Regions from separate parts of the Homo sapiens genome. Here region 2 is linked to region 1. Evidence: chromatin contacts called from ENCODE Hi-C or POLR2A ChIA-PET data. All regions are on one chromosome and are shown on one strand. The core of a region is the stretch at or near the end of the contact, and the rest is flanking DNA. Distances in the headings are between cores, read along the strand shown. Region 1 holds the start of DYM-AS1 (DYM antisense RNA 1). Region 2 overlaps DYM (dymeclin).

Region 1 (4,196 bases), core at 996-3,495:
AGGGGACATGTAGCCCCGGATGGAGGTGCAGCACCAACGAGAGAGCTCCGGCCTGTGGGAGGGACGCTCAGGCTTAGGTCAAAGCCAGGAGCTCCGGGAAACCTGGGTTCAGCCGCCACGCCCCACGGAGGGGACACACCCTTCCCTGCCTGATGGCAGGGCCCATGGTAGACAAAACCCATGACCTCACCTCTCCTGGCTCCAGGGCTCAGCCCTGCCCACTTCTGGAGAATTCCATGACTCAGGTAACAGAGGAGGGGCCTAGCCAGTCTCAGAGCCAAGGTCACACCGCCCTACACCTTGCTGTCCCCACAGCATCTGCAGGAGGAGCATGCCAGGACCAGAGACCCAGGGAGCAGCCTCACCAGAGGGAAAAGAGCCTGTAGAGTGGTGAGCTCAGGTTTGTAGCTCCCGCAGGCAGGGCATGAGGGGCTGGGAGGCGGGGCCTGGGCCTGGCGTCAGGGAGGTTACCTAGCAGACGGTCCCACAGTCCACACTCAGGGCTGCCAGGTACAGCTGCATGGGTTGTGCACTGCTTAACTGCAGAGGGCGCCCCACACACAGACTTGACATGCTGGCTGGACCACAACGTGATGGCCCTGATTGTTACACACAGACACATACACACGCACGTGCACACACATGCAGACACACACATACATGCACACGCATGCATACTTGGGTCCACACAGCCTTTTTTTTTTTTTTTTTTTAAAAGAGGTGGGTCTTGCTCTGTCACCTAGCCTGGAGTACAATGGTATGATCATAGCCCACTGTAGCCTCGACATCCTGGGCTCAAGCAATCCTCCCGCCTCAGCCTCCTGGAAATATAGGTGTGTGCCACCACACCCAGCTAGATTTTAAAATGCTTTTTAGTGGCAAGATCTCACTATGTTGCTTAGGTTGGTCTTGAACTCCTGGGCTCAAGTGATCCTCCCGCCATGGTCTCCCAAAGTACTGGGATTACACACAGCCTCTTGGGGAGTTATTTCACACCTGTGTCCTAATGGGCTCACACGGCCTCTGCCCTGTTTAAGGATGGCAACAGTGAAGTAAAGGAGTGACTGTTGGGCAGGGGAATGGGCTTGGAATGGAAGAGCTGACCTGAAACCACTTTGCTGGGCCTGCCACATGTTCTCAAATATCAAAATCATCATCACAGCCCTAACTAGGACCCACTGGGCCAGGGCTGGGGCCACCCTCTCCACTGGCCATGGCCTCAGCTGAGTGGAGCCACTTCCCATTCTCTGAACCTGCCTTGATTTGGGGCTGACCAAGCCCTTGCTCATGGTGTCCCCAAGCTGGATCTCCCCCATATGGACTTTGAGGCACAGATGAAATGTGACGTTGCACGTGGAGGCTGCCCTGGCCCCTGGAAGGCCTGCACCACCCACCCCCGAGGCTGCAGGCTCTCCCTTCCCTGGGCTCCCGCCTCCCCTCCCACAGGCGTGCCCATGCCTTGCCTCTTAGGAGCTCCCCTCGGGATAACACTTCCAGCAACACACACCTGTGAGGCATGGACCATGGATGCATCAGGCTCTGCTCTGAGGGCGCCACCTTGCAGCACGGGCTTAATCTTCGTAACAGCTTTGCGTGAACATCAATTATTACCTCCATTTTATAGATAAGGAAATGGAGGCCCTGAGAGGTCCCACAGCCAGTACGTGCTGGAGTGTGATTGGAACCCAGGTGGTCTGTCTCCGGGGTCCATGTTCTTCAGCCCCTCTATGATGCTGCCTTCCCTCTTTTCAGGCTCTGGAGTGAATGGTGATGGAGCCTTGGCTTGGTGTGCTGGACACTTGCTTGGTGCCCTGAGCCACCACGTCCAAGTCCAGCTACTGTGAGGTCCCATGCTGGGAGGAATCCCAGGCCCTAGGCCAGGTTCCAGCTGACAGCCCCGGCTGAAGTCCCAGACCACAGCCAGCGTCGCCCCCCAAGACCTGAGGGAAGACATTCACGTCCAGGTCATTTTGGCTCCAGCTTTGGAGACCTGCCAGTGAGCCCTAGACATCATGGACGGGGCAAGCTGCCCCTTCTGCGCCCTGTCCGATCTCCTAACCACAGAATCTGGGTGCATAAGAAAACGGTTGTTTGAAGCAGCTGAGTTCTGGCGTTACTTGTCATGCAGTAACTGATAAACAAAACAGCTGCCACCTGCTTCCTGCCCACCCTGTACAAAGACTCCTGTCACCACGGAGCCTGGCACCTCTGGGTGGCTGAATTCATTGTGCTCATTTCTGCGTGACCTTTCTTCACCTCTCAGCCCCATTCCAGCCTTCTCGGTGATACCCTGGCCCTTGGCTTCTATGACCCCTTCTCCCTTCTGTTCCTTCCTCCTCCTCCATGCCTGGGCCTCAGTTCCCCCCAAGGAGCTCCCTTCTGTCCAGCACCCCTAAATGTGGGTGTACCCCAGGATCTCCACCTTAGCTTATGCTTATCTCCCATGCACAGGACCCCAAATCCATGTCCCCGGGGCAGACCACATCCTGGGTGGCCTGTGGGACGTCTCCTCGGCAGCCCAAAGCACCCTGGCCCTGGCCTGCCTCTCCTCCCGAACCTCCTGCGGCCCTTGTCCTGGTCACCTGGTCTACTGAGCCGCCTCTGGGGTGCCGCAGAGAGATGGTCCAGGGAGGGGCTGTACAAATCAGGCCAGGCTGGAGGGCTGATGGGGAACCCTGGGGCCTTCATCCCCAGGAGGAGGCAGAATCAGAGTTCACAGGGAGAGAGCTGCCTGGGAGCAGTGGACCCCACGTTTCTGCTTCAGGGATGGACAGCTCTGCTGGGTGAGAAGAAAGCTCAGGCTGGCGGGGATGGCAAAGGAGCTGCTCTCGGACCCCCAATCCTGTGTATGGGTGGGTGTATGTTGGGCAGGGAGTGTGGAGTGGGGAGGGCCCCTGACAGAAGAGGAAAGCAAAGAAACGTGGTTAAACAGGGAAGCACTGAGGGTCAGACCAAAGTAATGAGAGGCGTCTGGTGTTGTGGCTAAATTATGTCCCCCCAGTTCCTCCACTGAAGTCCTAACCCCTGGTACCTCAGAATGGGATTGTGTTGGAGATGGGTTTGTTTTGTTTTTGTTTTTTTGAGACAGGGCCTCACTCTGTCCCCCAGGCCGGAGTGCAGTGACATGATACGGCCCTCCCCAGCCTCTACCTCCTGGGCTCAAGAGATCCTCCTGCCGCGGACTTCCTGGTAGCTGGGATGAGGGGTAGGTACCACCATGCCTGGCTAATTTTTGTATTTTTTTGTAGATATGGGGTTTCACCATGTCGCCCAGGCTCGTCTCAAGCTCCTGGCCTCAGCCTCCCAAAGCAATGGGGTTACAGGCATGAGTCACTGTGCCTGGCCCAGAGATGGGGTTTTTAAAGAGAGGTAGTGAAGTTAAAGTGAGGCCATATCGGTGGGCCCTGATCCAACATGACAGATGTCCTTAAAAGAAGAGGAGATTAGGGCACAGATAAGACACAGACCAGGGGCAACCGTGCGAGGCCGCGGCAGGAAGGTGGCCGTCTGCAAGCCCCACCACTAAGGGCAGCTGCTCCAAGAGCCAGGCAAGGCCTCTCCAAGAGGCCTCAGGGGCAGCCAGCCCTGCCCATGCCCTGATTATGGACATCCAGCTTCCAGAATGGTCAGAAAATACACATCTGTTGTTTCAGCCGCCCTGTTTGTGGCACTTTGTCGTGGTGGCCTCAGCGCGTGAATACACCCGGATTCCGTGTGGAGCTGGGAGAAGGGGGTGTGTGAAGGGTGGTTTCAGACGAAACTGTGCCTTCCACCCCCACCCCCCCAGACAGGGGGTCCTCAGGGCTGCCCACACCCCCTCGCCAGCTGGCTCTGTAGCCCCTCCCCCAGTTCCTGAAGGTTCAGTCCTTTGCAACATGCAGTGAACCTAAAAGGAAATCTGGAGGTCCTTTAAGAAACACCTCCCCACCCCACCTCCCAAGATGCTGTATCAGCAACAGCCTCCGAAGGTGCCCAGACACAGATACCTGCATGAACACAGCATGACTGTCATCCATTAGCATCCCAGTGTTACAAATTTGTTCTAAAATTGTCCAAAGGACATGGAAAATAGCCCCGCTTTGAAGATGTGTGCATTTTGAGATGGCCGTCTCACCACATCTGGTTTCCTGGTCTCTACGCCCAGGAGGAGGCTGAGTTGGGGCTTCCTGCTCTCTATGGGGTGGGGAGTGGCTGGT
Region 2 (4,319 bases), core at 104-2,603, 49 kb after region 1:
CCCTCTGATGCATGTTTAAATGAAAGACTATGCCTTCATTTCCAAAAATACTGTCTTTTGCAGTACACATGTTAAACTGAATGGAGAAAAATAAGATAACCCCTGACAAAAAGTAACCACTTAACTTCAGTCTGTGTAACATTCTGTGATACAATTGAAACCACGGACACAATGCTCTAAAGGCAATTCAAGTTCACAAAAGCTTATCTCCCCGTGATGAACAGAGAAGACGATTCATTCATTTTCCCTTTATGGAACCAGTGTGTCTCTTTGGGGTTCAGATTATGAGCAAAACCACCAGCCAGCATAGGCTAAGAGGTGGCTTTGTGACCACAAGTACATTTTTAGCAAATCGGAGCTACAACAGTCAAGGGTAACAGGCTCACTGATAGTAAATCACTACTTACTTGGGGGCCTAAAATAATCAGGGTTAGAAGTCAAATGTGAAGCCGCTCCAAAGGGGGAAAAAAGAGTAAAAGGAATTCATTTCTTAATATCATCAAGTGTATATATTAACTACCATATATTTAATGGCAGGGAGAGAAAGGACAATAATGGTAAGACTACAAAGGATCCCATGTATAGCGTCTTGTCATAGGGACTATTGAAAATTAAATAAGGTTGTTTCTACTGCTACTGCTATCAATTAGCTAGCAACCACTTCCACAGCCATAATAACTGCCACATGCACGCTGCGCCTTACCCCTGGGCCTGCTAATTCCAAACACAGGAGGTTGCACACTGCACTCAACAGACTGGCCTACAACAGAATGCCCTGCTAGTCAGATTTTGTTTTACAAAATGAAATGATTCAGTACGTCAGAATATTTTAGATAATTTAGCCTAGTTCCATTCCTTAAACATATGAACTAGATTACATACTTTGTAATAATTTAACCTTCACTTATCCAAACATTCTCTGTGCCATACAACTACATGTTTCTCTTTATTTTTGTTCCTTCTAGTTTCACGAAGTTTAAACAATGATCTCTGGTCTAAGTTACAAAGCTATGCTGCCAATAAGGTGATTCGTGTCATGTTTAAAGGATTTCATTTTTGAAGTGGAAAAAATCACTCCTGTGAAACTGACACTGTAGTTTGAAAGACGAAAATGCCAACATAAAAAAAAAATCCCATTCAAAAGGGATGGGATTTGATATCTATGAAAGTAGCCCCCAGACTCACTCCCTGGCCACCTCCCACTCCAACCTTTCCCCTGTGGAGTTCTCAAACCCTTGTATTGACTGTGGTTCCCACAAAGACAAGAAGTAGTGAACAGCAAAATAGAGTAAATGCTTTTCCTGAACTTTGGAAGAAACCAGATTTCGTCAGTGAGGTTTGGCAACGTGAGAAACCCTGTAACCAATTTCATTTCCTGATAAATGAATGGTCCACAGGGGAAAGTCCACCAGTGAGTTTCGGAACGTTTGAGAGCTGAGACTTTATGAAAGGCTCCTTGAAGGAGTCAGCCTGTCTTTGCTTATCATTGCTGAGACAGACAGCGCCGTGCAAATAGGAGAGCTGCCAGACTCCATTTAGAGCCCTTGCTGAAGCACAACTGATAGGGCTTCACAAACATGTGATATCCCTTTAAGAAAGGACATTGCTATCGTGTGCCCCTTCCATTAGACTAGGCTCTTAAACCTGCAGGGCTGGAAACATATGCCTATTAAAATTATTTCAGAAGAGCAGGTTTAATAGTCTTCTCATTTAAATGTAACTCCCCTCGTCCAACCAAAAACAAAATATCCTTGGCATTCAGTTTTGATTTAGAGTTGGGAAAATGTAATGTATAAAAATGAACACATACGTGGATAAATAAGAGTAAAACATAGTGACTCAATCTCAGGGAAGTTATGACAAATAGAAAGTGCCTCAAAGTATTGAAACAAGTTCATCTGAAATGTGAATAGCCTCATTCGTCACAAGATCATTTACATTTTAAACTTGAAATGAGTATCTTTATGTTTAAGTAAACTAAAAGGCAATTCTCATAACTCTATATGTGCTATATTTATGCCTAAAAATTTAAAAATATCTTAACACTTTTCAAGTTAATTCAGAATTGGCCAAAGTACAAATATGTTTACTGAATTAAGGTAAACTTTTGTCAAAGGTTAACTTGACAGATTAAAAAATATGTAATTTTGGTTTGCTTAGAAAACACAAACAATACCACCTCCCCCCACCCCCATAAAATAGTCAAATGAACACTTGAAGGCAAGAGAAGTTTGGAAAAGTCTTAAATAATGGCTTCAGGCCCTCAATTAGAAAAAATTAGAAAACCCAAAAAAACAAAATCTGAAACGAGTGAGCTTTCAAGAGGCTGGCAGCCTTGGCCTGGCAGTAAGGAAGCCTGGAGTTGATTAAATTCACCCTGCAAACCCACGTCACAGCAGCAACAAGGACATGCTGGAGGTCTACAGAGAGGCTGAGGCTAATTTCACCCACCGATAATAACCACGTCTAAAACAAGGAATGGGGGAATGCCAATGAGCCCTAAGCTTCCTCTTTAACCATTTAATCCATTTTTTCTTCTTCCATGGTTTTGGAACCACAAGACACATTCTTTTTTTGACTTCAATTTTGGATTCTTGGTGACACTGAGTTGGGTTGTGTCCAGGCCCAGGATAAGTAGAGAAGTCTGTGCATTCACTATAGGGAGGCAGTGTTACACTCGCTTTATTAAGGTAAAATAATTTGGTATCAAAACGTTAAGATGGAAGGGAAAGGGAGTCTCCCAGCTTATTTTAAAACTATCCGAGTTGTGATTCTGATCAGTCATATGAATTGAAAAAGATGACCACTTTAACAGCTAGGTTCTTTTGGCCTCCACAGCTTATAAATAAAAAGCAAAACTAAATTTACACAGTTGGCTCTCTGTATCCATAGGTTTCGCATCCCTGGATTCAACCAACCATGGATTTAAAATATTCTGAGGAAAAAACAAGGATAGTTGCATCTGCACTGAACATTACAGACTGTTTTTTCTTGCCATTATCCCTAAATGATACAGTATAACAACTACTTATATGGCATTTACATTATATTAGGTATTGTAAGTAATCTAGAGATGATTTAAAGTATACAGGAGGATGTACACAGGTTATATACAAATACACTATTTTATATTATGGACTTGAGCATCTGTGGATTTTGGTATCTATGGCGGGTGTTTTGGGGGTGGGGTCCTGGAACCAATCTCCCATGGATACAGAGAGATAACTGTATTGTGCTTAGGAACCATTTCAAACTTTAATTGTCTACATATAATTGTGCATGGTACTTTTAAATTCAGAAAATAAGCCAAACTGGAAAAATCAAAACGTTTGATTCAAAACTAGGGCTCATTACCTGTGGTATGAGAATTAGTCTGCTTCATAACATGAAAGCTGAGTTATTTAGAGGATACTCATCTGTGCTTTGTAGAACAGAGCTACAAATGACTACCGAGTTTAACGGCCAAAAGCAAAGCTGAGACCTCTACTTAATCTGAAGAACCGTTACTTGTAAATATTCCGCAAAGCACATGAGTTTCTTATACAGTAAGTTCCAAGAGAACTAAAATGTTTTTCTGTTTTCTTTTGAATGTGGTTGCTTTCAGATCGTCTCAAATTCAGAAGCCAGATGTGGGTAGGAGTTGCACAGAAGACAGAGAAGGCTTAAAAGTTCACTAATGTTGAGACTACTATGGAAAAGGCTGGATGCAATGGACTCACAGAGTCCTGAGGAAGGGGCTGCTGATAAGCAATGGGGGAGACAGACAGGCTGGGTGTCTCCTCTGATGCTCATCAACCCCAGAATCAGGAGGCCAGGAAACCTAGCTTTCACCTGTGTCTCCTTGCTGAACAGAGACGAACAGCATAGATTTTACAGCTAGACAATCAGTAAGGACCCATAACCCTAAGGACCTCAAGTACTTATGATGATGAGAAGCCAGGGACATTCCCTCTTTCAGTTGCTTTCTCTTCCTTCTTGGTTTCTGTCCATCAACATGAGTCTCAATACCATCCCATTTGAGGGCCGAGTGTGCAGCCCCTGAGGAGGAGGTTGTGCTGGCTTGGTTGGGGACAGACAAAGCCTGAATGCTGAAGGTTTGTTTCCTGAATACTGCTGTGGGATACTCCCCTACTCCCATCCCATTACTCCTTATCCCTCTCTTCAGATTTTCATCCAAGGATCAGGGTCACTCAGGAATCTTTAATTAAAGTGAGCCAATATGTCCATTATGGAGCCAAGGAAATGTAGGGAAAGAAGGATTCAGTGAAGGATAAACAGGGAATCGATGGCAGAGTCAAGAGGAAAATACACATTTCTGG

The links. Hi-C counts contacts between places; a loop is a spot of excess contacts on that map. ChIA-PET counts read pairs that join two places held with the same protein, here RNA polymerase II (POLR2A). Pooled maps may share reads with other maps.
Region 2: a map of endothelial cell of hepatic sinusoid shows a loop between it and region 1 (4-fold over the local background). The contact joins the enhancer-like site here to the promoter of DYM-AS1 in region 1. A Hi-C loop is called at or near these places in 2 of 168 maps with a recorded cell type or tissue (endothelial cell of hepatic sinusoid and heart right ventricle), 1 of 37 single-sample maps with no recorded cell type and 1 of 50 pooled maps. POLR2A ChIA-PET finds 5 or more read pairs at or near these places in 2 of 52 experiments (H1 and activated T-cell).

The regions. Positions count from the first base shown.
Region 1 is chr18:49,021,458-49,025,653 of GRCh38, forward strand. It overlaps DYM-AS1 (DYM antisense RNA 1), which reads left to right and starts at 2,246. Exons shown (of 5, transcript NR_148999.1): 1 at 2,246-2,282; 2 at 2,765-2,852. RefSeq lists an enhancer at 3,910-4,196.
Region 2 is chr18:49,071,263-49,075,581 of GRCh38, forward strand. The region is part of intron 17 of DYM (dymeclin); the gene reads right to left. Among named protein-coding and RNA genes, the nearest start is that of MIR4744, 24 kb to the left of the region's middle. Within about 2 kb of position 1,354, at least 7 of the 41 ENCODE cell types and tissues checked have a DNase peak (open chromatin) inside an H3K27ac peak, as active enhancers do.